Linked DNA regions of Homo sapiens: region 2 is linked to region 1. The links are chromatin contacts, found by Hi-C in ENCODE. All regions are on one chromosome and are shown on one strand. The core of a region is the stretch at or near the end of the contact, and the rest is flanking DNA. Distances in the headings are between cores, read along the strand shown. Region 1 holds the start of WIPF1 (WAS/WASL interacting protein family member 1). Region 2 holds the start of HNRNPA3 (heterogeneous nuclear ribonucleoprotein A3).

What was found. Hi-C counts contacts between places; a loop is a spot of excess contacts on that map. Pooled maps may share reads with other maps.
Region 2: a loop to region 1 is called in a map of B cell, with 5 times the contacts of the local background. The contact joins the promoter of HNRNPA3 here to the promoter of WIPF1 in region 1. A Hi-C loop is called at or near these places in 1 of 168 maps with a recorded cell type or tissue (B cell), 1 of 37 single-sample maps with no recorded cell type and 8 of 50 pooled maps.

The regions. Positions count from the first base shown.
Region 1 is chr2:174,594,915-174,602,214 of GRCh38, reverse strand. WIPF1 (WAS/WASL interacting protein family member 1) reads left to right here and starts at 4,411. Exons shown (of 8, transcript NM_001375834.1): 1 at 4,411-4,614. RefSeq lists an enhancer at 4,209-4,388.
Region 2 is chr2:177,208,333-177,215,632 of GRCh38, reverse strand. It overlaps HNRNPA3 (heterogeneous nuclear ribonucleoprotein A3), which reads right to left and starts at 2,839. Exons shown (of 11, transcript NM_194247.4): 1 at 2,762-2,839; 2 at 1-94. The coding sequence starts at 2,833. MIR4444-1 (microRNA 4444-1) reads right to left here and starts at 2,907; the gene lies at 2,834-2,907. It overlaps LOC105373759 (a long non-coding RNA gene), which reads left to right and starts at 3,222. Exons shown (of 1, transcript NR_157853.1): 1 at 3,222-4,238. RefSeq lists silencers at 937-1,006, 2,412-3,201 and an enhancer at 2,201-2,872.

The DNA.
Region 1 (7,300 bases), core at 3,162-5,661:
ATAGATTAATATGGAGGATTCTTTATGTGATTGGTCTGCGAGCCTATTGGTTATTGTTTTACTCTGTCATTAAGCTCAGACTGATGCATATTAAATGGGAAAGAGATACGCATTTAAAATTCTCTTTAAGTCCAGAATTGTGATTGTCTTTATTCATCCAGGCTTTCAATCCACTTATCTCAGGCCTTTGGTTATAGTATAACAACCTCTCCCATCCGCATCACAGCCTTTCTCTCCACCCTCTTTCTTCTGCCTCTTCTTGTACTTACAGAAAGGAGGTAGGTGGTATCACCCGAACCTGAAATGAGGCTAAAGACATTAATGGCGCTGGACAGTGGAGTGGAGCCCAGGCTTTGGCCACTGCTCTGCTGCTGCCAGCTGTGTGACATGAGCAGGATGCCTAACTTCTCTGGACCCCTGTTTCTTCCTCTGTAAGTGGTGATGTAGACTTTGATCTCTGCAAGTCTCCTGCAGCCTTAAAGTTCTTTTCTTTTTAAAGAACGTGGCTGCTGGAAAAGCTGACACTGAGCTGAGAACTCCGCTTCACTGCGGAAGGCCAGACAGCACTGTTACATCCAGCACCTGTGGGTCATCCACTGCAGAGGTGGCTTCCAAAGCCTCTGAGGTCAGCAGTGTGGTTGTAGCTCTCCTCTACCCACCACATGATCTCTCCCCATCTCCAGCTTTTCTTGCCTTATTTTCTTTATCTTTTTATTTCCCCCCCTTCCTTTCTGATTGTTCTATTTGTTTTCAATTTTCTTAATCCATTTTTCTCTTCACATTGCCCAATGGTGTAAGCCACCTGCACTGCATAAGACTCTGCCTGCACTGCCAGGCCCACTGATGGGCCAAGGGTTTTACCTGCTGACCTTTTCTCTGGAAAATTTCCCTTTAACAGCTTCTCCCAAGAAGGCTTAAGTCTAGTCTTGGCATTTGTTATTTACCATTTCAGGGGGAACAGTCTTAAGCTTTTAAAGGAACATTATGCTGGGCAGCGTGGTGGTTCACACCTATAATCCCAGCACTTTGGGAGGCTGAGGTGGACAGATCACTTGAGGCCAGGAGTTGGAGACCAGCCTGGCCAACATGGCGAAACCCCGTCTCTACTAAAAATACAAAAAAAAAATTAGCCAGGCGTGGTGGTGCACGACTGTAGTCCCAGCTAGGGAGGCCAAGACATGAGAATCGCTTGAACCTGGGAAGTGAAGATTGCAATGAACCAAGGTCATGCCACTGCACTCCAGCCTGGGTGACAGAGTACGACTCTGTCTCAAAAAAAAAAAAAAAAAAAAAAAAAAAAAAGGAACATTATGCTGTAGTAGAATTCGTAAGAAACATTGATTTTCTTTTCCATTCAACAAACACTATTTTCAAACACCTGCATTAGATGCTGAAGCAACAGCAGTCAAACACCTGCATTAGATGCTGAAGCAACAGCAGAAACAAGATGGACAAGGTCCCTGCTCTCATAGAGCTTGAATTCTAGTGGAGAGAAACATACAAGTAAATAAACAGATAAATAAGACAGTGTCAAGCGGTGACGCATGCTATGCATAAAAGAAAACAGCAGAAATGGGTCATGAGGGAGAGCATTTTTGCTGACATTTGAAGAATAAAAAGGAACAAAAAGATGAGTGTACCAGGCGTGAGTACCAGGCTTGCAAGTAAAAGGCCTGAAGATGCAAATGAGCTTGGTGCATTTAAGGAACAGAAAGATTTGGAAGGTAAATTAGCAAGGCAGAATATTACTTGAGATGAAGGCAGAGAGTTAAGGAGGGGCCAGATCTCGTGGGTCCCTGTGGACCTAAGAGTTTGGACTTTTTAAGTGAAATGAGAAGTCATTGGAGGGTTTTAAGCAGGGGAGGAACATTATCTAATTTATGTCCTAACATGCATAGTAGACACCTGATAAATGTGTCCAAAGTTGACTGTAGGAATAGACTCAAACTACACAACTACTCCCTTGCATGTCTTGGGGACTGCAGCCTTCTAGGTGACATACTCCCTTCTAAGTGAGCTTTTCCTAAGGTAGGGGTCTCCAACCAGTCTATGGCCCCTTAGGAACCAGGCCACACAGCAGGAAGTGAGCAGCTGGTGAGCAAGTGTTCCCTCCTGAGCTCTGCCTCCTATCAGATCAGCTGCGCATTAGATTCTCAGAGGAGCAAGAATCCTAAAGTGAACTGTGCATGCGAGCTCCTTATGAGAATCTAATGCCTGATGATCTGAGTTGGAGCAGTTTCATCCTGAAACCATCCCCACCCCCTGCCCCCACTCCGTGGAAAAATTATCTTCCACAAAACCAGTCCCTGGTGCCAAAAAGGTTAGGGACCACTCCCCTAAGGGATGGAAATAGCCATGAATGGTATGTGTACTGAGAGAGAGAGAGAGAGAGAGAGATAGCTAGAGAGAGAGAGAGAGAGAGTGTGTGTGTGTGTGTTTGGGGTGTCTTACTTAGAGAACTTCAAAATAATTCTGAAAATACGTAGAGAAATTGTCATATCGCCCATGTTCTCTTTTTAGACCCAACTATAATTAGACTTCCCCAAAGATTCACTCAGGCATTTACTTAATAGTTGATCAAGTTTTCTGTTTTCCTGAGGGTTTGTATCGCGGGAAGTGGCTGATAGCTGTAGGCCTCCACCTCTGTCCAGCCCCATGCCTGCAGGTATTTATTTGTGACCTAAGTCACGGGTGGACACCAGGCCAGAGTTAGACAAGAGGCGGTCCCTGCCTTCAAGGGGCTCCAGGCAAAGCAGAGGACTCTCAGTCACTTATTCTTGGGTACTCCACTCCAGGAACTGTGCCCATGGCCTGGCATCATGAATCTGCTCATGCAATTAGACTCCTATCTCAGGGAATTTTGAGTTTAAAAGATCCTTAGACATCATCTGTCCCAGTACTCCCCAGTAGGAGCACTTCTGGTATTTTGGGTGGGACTGTCATAAGCACCATAGGAAATTTCCCATTCCTGGCCCCACCCACTGAATGCTACAGGCCCCTGCCCCCACCATTCCCACTCACTGCTCACCACCCCCAACAGCTACCTGAGTTGAAAATTACTCATCTAGCCCAGTTCCATCACTTTACAGGTAAGGCAATGTTAGACAACATACGTTCTTTTCATGCCTCTGGCCTCTGATCCTAGCAGAATCAGGACCCAACATTCAGATTTTACAATGAAGCTAGTTTCTGAAATATGCCTCTCTTTTAAATTCTTTGACTGTTACTGTTTTCTCAGAGTTATATACTATGTGTTGCATATGTAAGTCTGAACCTTTAAGATGGGTTAAGAAAAAATTATGAGCATTTTCAGATCGTTCTATACATAACTCAAGGTTTTGATAAAATGTTTTCTACATGTATTCCATTGCCATCCACCTCTTGAGTTCTTTAATAATGAGAAATCTGACTTTCTTCCTTCCACCCTCTTTATCTCTATGCTTTTGTCAAGCATCTTCTAGGAGAGTTACTGTTATCCCATTAAGTGTGGGGGACAGAAACATTTGGCATAGAAAGCTATGGATCTGCAGCTGACTTAAGCTGTATATTATTACCCTGACTTGGGCACCAAAATCACGTTTCAAAACTCATTTGCTGCCAAGTATGGTAGCTCAAGCCTGTAATCCCAGCAATCTGGGAAGCTAAGATGGAAGGATCACTTTGAAGCTAGGAGTGCAAGACCAGGCTGGGCAACAAAGCAAGATCCCATCTCTACCAAATATAAAAATAAAATAAATTAGCCAGGTGCAGTGGCATATGCCTGTAGTCTCAGCTACTCAGGAGGCTGAGGCTGGAGGATTGCTCGAACCCAGGAGGTCAGGGCCACAGGGAGCTATGATTACGCCACTGCACTCCAGCCTAAGTGACAGCAAGACTGTCTCTCTAAAAAAAAAGAAATAAATAAAACAAAACCAAAAAAAGAACCTCATTTGCCTTCATACACCTGACCTGCTCTCTTTACCTGCATTTGTAACTTTCTCCCCACACACTTGAATGCCCTGTAAATGAGAAGAAGCCCTTAGCCTAATGAAGCGATAAGGTAAGGTAGGTAAGAGCTTTTCTTTCTTGAGTGACTCTTTTCCCTATTACTCAATGGAATAGTCAGTATTTACAGTGATACTTTCAAATATAATTTTCCTAAAGGAATCTCAAGTTCCATGAACAGTTATTTTTGTGGGAATATCTAGAATAAAGTTGGACTCTTCACTGAGTGGAGGTGCTCATCTCCTCTTGTCACTGTACCAAATAGCTGTGTATTACACCTTGTGGGGAGGAGAAACATTTAATTTTTTTTAATTTAGGTTTTTTTTCTTGCTTGCTTCTTAAGCAAAACCAATCTAGTTTCTTTTTCTGCAGCAAAGGAGGAAGGAACAACAAACAACAAATTAATCAGACAGGAAGCGAATAACCACAGAAGGACGTCTGCCTCTGACTCAGTATGTCACATTTAACAAGAGGCCAGAGCTTGTCCAAAATGGCTGTCCAAAAACGACCCCACACTTGCGTTAGAAGATGATACCTTTTTCAGGGACAGTTTTCTCTCTTGGCTCCTGTCCCGCTGGCCCTCTGTCTGCCTGTGTCCCTGACCATGGCTCCCTGCAGTACCCTTTAACGGTAAGAAAAATTATATTCAAACTAAGTTTATTTCATTTATCAGCTACAGGGAAGAACTAAATGGCTTTTAATGGACCATAGTATGTCAAGATAAAGTTGTTTAATTTTTCTGTAGAGCACCATGTGAGCTATTCCTGTTGCCCAGAATGCTAGTTTCACCACTATGGTGATTGTGAATGATTCATAACTTATGCTTTGAGCCAAAATGTAAGCAAGATTTTCAATAGAATTTTTTTGACCACTGGACAAGTTTGGATCCACAGGAATTTATTTTCCCATTTAAATTGGGGGCTTATGTCGGTAAATATATCCTTTTGGTGTATGATACAGTTGTCCACACAACTGCCTTTGAATCTTTGGTGTGGCCAGCAACAATAAGTGCTTTAAAGTACAAGGAGCCATTGGAAGCTTCAAACGAAAATACCATGGAACTAAGCTGTTGCAGTTCTGTTGCTGCCAATGTGCTATTTAAGTTCAAAACTCAAACTAAACCATTTCTAAGCAGAGTCTTTTATAATACGATTTGTCTTTTAGAATAAGTCTATTCCTGTTATAACAGTGTGTGCACAATTACTATCGCAAATCAAATTCTACAGCATTAGTTATAACTTTATGTTTAATATGATTAATGTTTTGGCATAAAATATTGTGATTTTTAAAATTTCAAGCCATCTACTCAGAGGCTTATAGAGCAGAACTAAGGAAACTTTTTACATTAAAAAACTTTTTTCTAGAATATGTAGGAAGAAACAATTTGACTTATGTTCCTTTCTCCCCGTGAAGAAATATAAAATAAAGCTTTAAAAAACTCAGAAGGCACATATAACTTTAGTCACTAAGTACAAGTTTTTTGTTTTTTTTGTTTTTGTATTTTTAGTAGAGACAGGGTTTCATCATGTTGGTCAGGCTGGTCTCAAACTCCTGACCTCAAGTGATCTGCCCGCCTCGGCCTCCCAAAGTGCTGGGATTACAGGCATACAAGTTATTTTAAATAATTTAATGGCATAACTAGTATATGTAGTAGAGAATGGAGAGGTGGTAAATGAAAAGGCTACTGAAAGATTCTAACTAAGCAAAGTAAGACAGCTTGGTAGAGAGAAAGATGAAAGACTGGGGAAAGAATAGGACAGGACAGTGAGAAAGGAAGATGAGAAACTGGGAAAAGGTTTTGAGGTTGATCTGTGTGGAAATCATACTCTTACAATTCACTTGGACTACAGTGCTATGTGTTAACTTTATCAAGCTTTGTTCTTCTGTACTGGAATATCATCATGTCAAAACTCTTCCTTTTATCAGTCTAAGGTCATTAAATGACTTACCTGAAAGTCATTTTTCACTAAGTCAGGTTTTCTATTGCTCTTTGAAAAGTTTATTCATGGGCTATTTGCTCATAGCGCTTCAGCTACTCTAATATCTAACCTTTTAAGGGTTACACATACTCTGGGTGGACTGAAATATTCAGAGAACTCCCTGTGGTGAAAATTAGTTCCTGGGATCGAGCAGCAACTTCAGATCTGATCAAATTCTAAATCTGGCCTGTAGGCTGGAAGTTCCCCAGCCTACCTAAAATATGAGATGAAGTGATACTGAATTCCTGGACCCTTTAAGTGTTATGACCTTTTGAAGCCTTCTTAACATTTTATGAACACACATCATTTACTTTGGAAGTTTCTGGCTGTTTAAATTATGATATATTTCTGCTTTAAGGTTTGACTCATTTTGTCCAAATTGTTAAACATGTGCTTGTTGTTGAAGAAAGCATTTCTCCTGGACTTCCATAAATACCTCTGTCTGTCCTGAAAATTAAAACTGTAAAAAAATACTAGAATAAGGAATGCCTTAATCAGTATGCTTTTCTGAGAAATTTGAAATGCACTTTATACACATCTCCCTTCACCATTCACTTGTAATATGGAAGTTTGCATGGGTGTACACACATAGGCTGATTTAAATCAGCTCATGGTTTCTCTTTCTCGTGGTTAAATAGGGGGAAAGACTGTGATATTTACTGACCACTTATTTTGTGTTACGTTCTTCACCTTTGCTTATTTTATTTTTTGAAAATGGCTAATACTTATTAAGCACTCCTTCATTTAACTCTTGAATAACCCTACTAAGTAGGTGCTATTATTTTGAAAACCGGACTTACATAAGCTAAGTAATTTACCCAAGGCCACCTAACAACTAAATGTGGAGGAAGTTATCTGAATTGTAAGAGCTTTTTTTCACAAGTGCAGCTTGGAAGCAACATTATAAATTGTATGATTTCTGTTTTTCTTTTTCTTTTCTGTTTTTTTTTTTTTTTTTTTTGAGACAGGGTTTTGCTCTGTCATCCACACTGGAGTGCAATGGCATGATCACAGCTCACTGCACCCTCAAACTCCTGGACTCAAGCAGTCCTCCCACCTCAGCCTCCCAAGTAGCTGGAACTACAGATGTGTGCCACCATGCCCAGTTAATTATATATATATATATATATATATATATATATTTTTTTTTTTTTTTTTTTTTTGTAGAGATGAGGGTCCCACTATGTTTGCCCAGGATGGTCTCAAACTCTTGGGCTCAAGCTATCTTCCCACCCTGGCCTCCCAGAGTGCTGGGATTATAGTCATGAGCTACGACACCCAGCCAGTATGATTTCTTGAGGTGCTTTTCCGGCCTTGGGAATCTGAGATTACAAATG
Region 2 (7,300 bases), core at 1,590-4,089, 2.6 Mb before region 1:
CAAAATGTTCTCGTAAACTATCATCTGTAGTTTCAAAGCTCAGACCACCAATAAACAGTTTTCTCAACTGCTCTGGTTCCTTTGGATCATGGCCCTGAGAGAAAGAACCAATACTCTTAAGTTACCTTACAGTAGATGAATTAAGATGCACGAAGAGCCTTTAATGTACGGTAAGTAATAAAATCAACATCAAATTCCTGTGACAGTTAACACTTTGTCCAGTTAAAACTTTGACCAGACACCGGCGCGATGTCTCATGCCTGTAATCCCAACACTTTGGGAGGCCGAGGCAGATGGATTACCTGAGGTCAGGAGTTCGAGACCAGCCTGGCCAACACGGCGAAACCCCATCTCTACTAAAAACACAAAAATTAGCTGGGCGTGGTGGCGGGCGTCTGTAATCCCAGCTACTCGAGAAAGGAAAATCGCTTAAACCCAGGAGGCGGAGGTTGCGGTGAGCCAAGATCATGTCATTACACTCCAGCCTGGGCCATAGGAGCGAAAACTCCGTCTCAAAAAAACAAAACAACAAAAACTTTGACCAGAAATAAGACTTCAACTGTTAAAGGGGCTAACTTATGTCAAGGAAACCTATAACCAGCCTTTCAAATGCCAGCATCACTTCAACTAAATTGAAATCCAAGACAATTCCAGAATCAAAAAATCGCTTCATTTTTTAAAAGCTACAACTGTCTGAGAACCTTTACTTTAGAAGTTGCTAGTAAGTCATTTTCTAAGGCACTAAACTGTTGGAGAAGCAGTGTTGCATCTATCCCATTTCAACTCTTCTCAGTCTACAACCCAACATGCATTTAATTTTTTTGTTTGTTTTGTTTTTGAGACTGAGTCTCGCTCTGTCGCCCAGGCTAGAGTGCAGTGGCGCGATCTCGGCTCACTGCAACCTCCGCCTCCCGGGTTCACGCCATTTTCCTGCCTCAGCCTCCCGAGTAGCTGGGACTACGGGCGCCCGCCACCGCGCCCAGCTAACTTTTTGTATTTTTAGTAGAGACGGGGTTTCACCGTGTTAGCCAGAATGGTCTCGATCTCCTGACCTCGTGATCCGCCCGCCTCGGCCTCCCAAAGTGCTAGAATTACAGGCGTGAGCCACAGCGCCCGGCCCATACATTTAAACTCAAAACTGTGATGAAGAACAATCTAAAAGTTCTGAATGTCAAACTTACAGAAACTCACTGCTTTCAAGCAAATTAATTTAAAACAGGCATTCCTAAGCCAAACCAGCATTTCCCAAAAAAACTGAGGAAAAAAAAAAGCCGATCAAATAGCTTTCTATAACCCATGTTTGTTATATGCTGCAAAAATCTGCAATTTACAACTCAATTTTAAGAGTCACAACTAACTGGCAAGTTGGACTTACATTAGGAATGGTATGTATTGTCTGACTATAAGAACGGAGTACAGCAAAACAAAAATTGAGATTTTTAAGAATTAAGATGTCTTGAAATTGTTTTATACTTTAGTCAAGACTTTTTAACACATTGCATGAACTGTCATTTAATGCATGCATTAAGGTTTCCTTCACCCGAAGTTCTTAAATAAGGGGCTCACATTTACATTCTAATGTCTTCCTGTGTCTCCTAGAGGTAGAGATGTTAAACCGTTTAATGTGAAGAGATTGTCACATGCTAGAAAAAAACGTTAATAGCCTAAAGCATTAATTCATGTAATCTCATCTTTTCAAGTCTTGGATAAATGTATTCGATTGACAATAACGAAATCGACAAAAATATTTAGGATCCACATTAAATGTACTGCAAAAACGTGAAAATTTCAACTCTGGTTGCAGTCCTCTAAATAAAATTCCAGGAAACTACAACCAGAGCCGACTCAAAGAATGGGAAAACATGAAGATAAAAAACATTTCTAAATTCTTCCTTAACATACTATACTCAAATTCTTCTCCACCCACCCTCCTCAGCGGCCGGAGCCGGGAAGGAGCTGGCTGGGTTGTTTTTCACATCTACACTCAAATTCTCAAAAATTAAGTCCTTCGCCCACATGGCGGTTTAAGAAGTGTAATGTAAGTACTTTAGCAAAAATATATCAGGAAGTATTTTAAAGCAGCAAAGTTTTTAACAATCTCGTATTTCCAACAGGATGCTGCGAAAAAAAGAAAAGGCCAATTATCGACTTCTCGCGGAGAGGACCCGTAAAAGGCCTAGAAAAGCGTCGGCAGAACTTCAGCGAAAGCACTACCTCCCCATGCTTCGAGGCCATTTGCGGCTTTTTCTGCCGGGCCGCCTCCGCCCTCTTCCCTCCAATCCCAGGCTCGCTTTCCCGGCGGCAGAGCGAGGCGGCGGCCATTGCGGGCCAATGCGCCATTTCGTAACGCGGCGGCGGATCAATGTCAATGTGGCCGCCGCCCGCTTGCTCGCTCGCCCGGATGTGCCTGCTCGTCCCCTCCCCTCCCCCACCACCTCCTCCCAACCGCTCCCGCCGGGGCCCGCCATGCCGCCCTCGGCCTCGCTTCGGAGGCCGCGCAGCCGGCAGGCCGGCTTCCCTCCCGAGGCCTCCCCGACCAAGCCGCGCCTCCAAGGGGCCGCCTGTGCAGCCGAAGGTGAAGGCGAGGCGGGCGAGGGGCCCCAAGGAGGTCTCCAACTCTCGCTCCCCTCCCCCTCCCACAGCCTGTCTCAACGCAAGAGCGCGGGACGGCCGACCCGGTCCACCCGGCCTCCCCGCTCCCACCGAACCAGGCCCCCAACGCCGGCCATTCCCCACCAACCCCCCGCTCTCCCCCTAATACCTCCTCCCCCCGGCGGCGACGGCGACGGCCGGAGTCGGGCTGGGGGCGACCGGGCGGCGGTTTTACCTCCATTTTGAGACCGGACTCGCCTCTTCCAACTCGAGTTCAATATGGGACCGAGAGGAAGAGGCGGGGCCAGTCGTCACGTGACGCGTTTTCCGCGCGCCGCCAGTCTGTTGGGGGAGGAGCGAATTGGGAAGGGGGCGGAGCCAAGCGGGCGCGAAGAGGGACTGGACCAGCGGGTTGGCGGGCGGAGGGCGGAGGCGCGGCGTGCCGCGGGAGCGCGCGCGCCTCGCCAGCTTTCAGGGGAAGAGGGCCTTTGCCGCCGTTCGCGTCAGGGCGAGTTCCGGGACGTCAGTGCGGTCTCCGCCAATGGTGAGCGTCCACGTAGAGGGAACGCCTTGTGATCGCGCGTCACCAGAGAGAAAGGCCTTTCCCTTTCTTCTCGCGCTTGTCCCTCATTCCCCACGCAGGCCTCTAGTTCTCCATTTCAGAATTCATTCTATTCCTGTGCCCGAAATAAAACCCACGTTTTTCTTGCTTGTAATTTAAAGGTTGCAAGAAAAACTCCTCGGCCCCTCGGACCATCTTTCCTGTTTCCAAATGCCGGGGACCAGTGTCTGTGACTGCGCCGCCTGCCTGAGGGCATGTACTGAAAAGCCCTGCGACTCCAACATGTGGGACTCACAAGCACCTTGGACAGGCCTCAAAACGCGGCTGACATACAGAATTTTTACCATTAACGACCTGAGGCAGGACTGGTGGAGGTCAGTTCATTAGTTACTGATCTCAAGAAACAAGTCAGGACTATTTTCTAATGTGCTTCTTTCAAGTTAGTGTGGAAAGAGCTGATGCATCTGTTGTAGCTGACGGAATTTAAGGAACTGAATAATTGACAAGATTTCCAGAAAAGCAGGGTCGCCAGATAATGCTACCTGTTTGCGAATGATTGTTACCGTAATGCTCTAGAGAGCTAATCCTTTCTCGGCCTAGTCAGATGATTTTAAATCATTTGATTTTACAGAGCTTTAGTTTCAGTTTTTTAAATGAAAATGGGGATGGGATTAGGTCATCTTCTAACACCCACGACAGCCATAAATTGATAATCTATGGATCCATATTTAAAGTTACTGATAAAAATAACCACAATTGACCAGCCTCCCTTCCCTGTTAGGAAATGCTTTATATTTTAATTTAGCAACCCATGTGACCAACCCTTTTAGAATTGAACTGGCTCTCCCTAGGAAAGGTTAGAAATCTAATCAGTTATAGTAAGTTTCTGTTAACAAATGGGGAGTGGTCGACTTGGAGTTTGGAAAAGGGGAGCGTAAAGTCTAAAAGTTTGTTAATTTATCTAGCCGTTGCTCCAGGAGGACCTGTGTTATAGTTTGGAAACATTTACAAAGGGTATTTTTGTGGGGCAGAAAACAGTTAGCAGTCCTTAATGTAATTTGGTTGAAATAACCGTTCAAACCAGACTCCTCCTGTTGCTTTGATTCCTTTTTCGCAAACTTTCTTATGTTCTACGTATCCAGGTGCTCCTGATGGCCAGCAATAGACTTGAGACATTGGAAGAATGTATAGCCTTAGCGTCTATTTAGTGTTAAGATTTTGTAAGTCTAATTACTGTGAAATAGTCCTGGTAACTTTATCGATTCTGGATACAAAGAAAAATGCAAAGTGAAAGACCTTTGGAAATTGCTATTCACACCAGAGTACTCTATGAGACATTACATAGGTGATCAAGAAGAGTGATCACCTGGCTGCACTTTAGGGTATGTTTGTCCAGGTTTTTCTAATAAGTTAATTCTAATCAATAACTTTTGTTCTAATTAGTAACTTTTGTATAAATGTTAATGTTAAATCGCGAAACAATGTGGGATGGGATACTAAGTTCTCTCCAGGAACATGAAATGTCAGCCCATTTATTCACATCTTTTTGTCCTCCCTATTGTATTGGTCCAGATTTGTTGTTCATCCTGACTGTATGCTGTTTTTAGACATTAGTTATTTTTTATGCTTTTGTCTAAACAAGCTCTGGCCGGGCGCCATGGCTCACACCTGTAATCCCAGGCCTTTGGGAGGCCGAGGTAGGCAGGTCACCTGAGGTGGAGAGTTTGAGACCAGCTTGACCAACACGGTTAAACCCTGTCTCTACTTTTAAAAAAAATACAAAAATTAGCCGGGCATGGAGGCACACGTCAGTAATCCCAGCTGCTTGGGAGGCTGTGGCACGAGAATCACTTGAACTCAAGAGGCGGAGGTTGCAGTGAGCTGAAATTGCCCCACTGCACTCCAGTCTGGGTGACAGAGCGAGATTCCGCCTCAAAAAAAAAAAAAAAAAAAAAAAAGGCCGGGCGCGGTGGCTCACGCCTGTAATCCCAGCACTTTGGGAGGCCGAGGCGGGCGGATCACGAGGTCAGGAGATCGAGACCATCCTGGCTAACATGGTGAAACCCCGTCTCTACTAAGAATACAAAAAAAAAAAAAAATTAGCCGGGCGTGATGGCGGGCGCCTGTAGTCCCAGCTGCTGGGAAGGCTGAAGCAGGAGAATGGCGTGAACCCGGGAGGCGGAGCTTGCAGTGAGCCGAGATCACGCTGCTGGCTGGGCGCAGTGGTTCAAGCCTGTAATCCCAGTACTTTGGACGGCCAAGGCGGGCGGATCACCTGAGGTCAAGAGTTCGAGACCAGCCTGGCCAACATGGTGAAACCCTGTCTCTACTCAAAATACAAAATTGGTCGGGTGTGGTGGTGGGTGCCTGTAGTCCCAGCTACTCAGGAGGCTGAGGCTGGAGAATCGCTTGAACCTGGGAAGCGGAGGTTGCAGTGAGCTGAGATCGTGCCATTGCACTCCAGCCTGGGTGACAGAGCGAGACTCCATCTCAAAAAATAAATAAATAAATAAACTTAAGGTCCAGTTATGTCTCAGGTACAAAAACCACTTTTCCAGTCCTTGACCCTGTAGGGCACAGACTTGAACCTTGGCTATGGTCTGCACTTGCAGCCCTGACTCTTTGATATGAGAAAGGGAGTGTATGGGATGGGAGGAGGGAATGAGGGTCCTAGGGTGAGATGGGTGGCAGACAAACTTTATAATCTATATCAGGCCCTCTCCTTTATATCATGACATACAGAAAATAATCATTTTTGTACAGCATAGTAGGGTAAACTAGAAGATATTTGGAGGCATCTAAGTGGTGGTAATGTTTTAAGCATCTGATTTTGATAAAATACAAAGTATTAGGAATGATATTAAATATTGAATTTGCATAAAACTTTCAAATTAAAATTTTCCGTGTTTTTTAGTGATCAACTTGAACTTGTTCCTGTGAATACATTTTGATATTAGGTTTTATGGTTGAAGTGGCTTTATGCAGTTTCTGATCTAGACTTTTTTTTTCTTGAGACAGAGTCTCACTCTGTCACCCGGGCTAGAGTGCAGTGGCATGATCTCGGCTCACTGCAACCTACCACTCCTGGGTTCAAACAATTCTCATGCCTCAGCCACCCAAGTAGCTGGGATTACAGGCCCATGCTACCATGCCCGGCTAATTTTGTTTTTGTTTTTGTTTTGAGACAGAGTCTCTTGCTCTGTCGCCCACGCTGGAGTGCAGTGGCGTGATCTCTGCTCACTGCAACCCCTGCCTCCTGAGTTCAAGCTATTCTCCTGCCTTAGCCTCTCAAGTAGTAAGGACTACAGGCGTGCATCACCACGCCTGGCTAATTTTTGTATTTTTAGTGGAGACAGGGTTTCACCATGTTGGCTGGGTTAGTCTGGAATTCCTGATCTTAAGAGATCCGCCCGCCTTGGCCTCCCAAGGTGCTGGGATTATAGGCGTGAGCCACTGTGCCTGGCTGGAAGAAGGTAACTCATTTTGTTTGTTTTTGAGACAGAGTCTCGCTCTGTCACCAGGCTGGAGTGCAGTGGCACAATCTCGGCTCACTGCAACCTCCGCCTCCCGGGTTCAAGTGATTCTCCTGCCTTAGCCTCTCAAGTAGCTGGGACTACAGGCGCTCACCACCACACCTGGCTAATTTTTTGTATTTTTAGTAGAGACGGGGTTTCACCACGTCAGCCAGGATGGTCTCCATCTCTTGACCTTGTGATCCACCCGCCTCGGCCTCCCAAAGTGCTGGGATTACAGGCATGAGGGAAGAAGGTAACCCTTAAAAGGGAGGAATTGTAATAAACTATAAGCTTTGTTATGTGCCATTATATTCAGAATATACCAAAGCTTTATTTTCTAAAATCTTGATTTTTAAATAAGGAGTTTATAAAGTAAAACACACACAAAAAGTCTTTCCCCACAAAATCCTATTACATAGATTTGACCATGATCAACAACTTATTACATATCCTCTCACATTTTCTTGTTGGCCTAATCAATGCTTATATATATGAAACAAACATATTTGTTTTATTTTTACCAATGTATGTCTAACTATCCAGATTGATTTGAAATTTCCTTTCTCTTCCACTTAACAAAGTTATTTACCAAACTCTTACTATGTGCCAGGCAATGCTAGGTGCTGGAAAT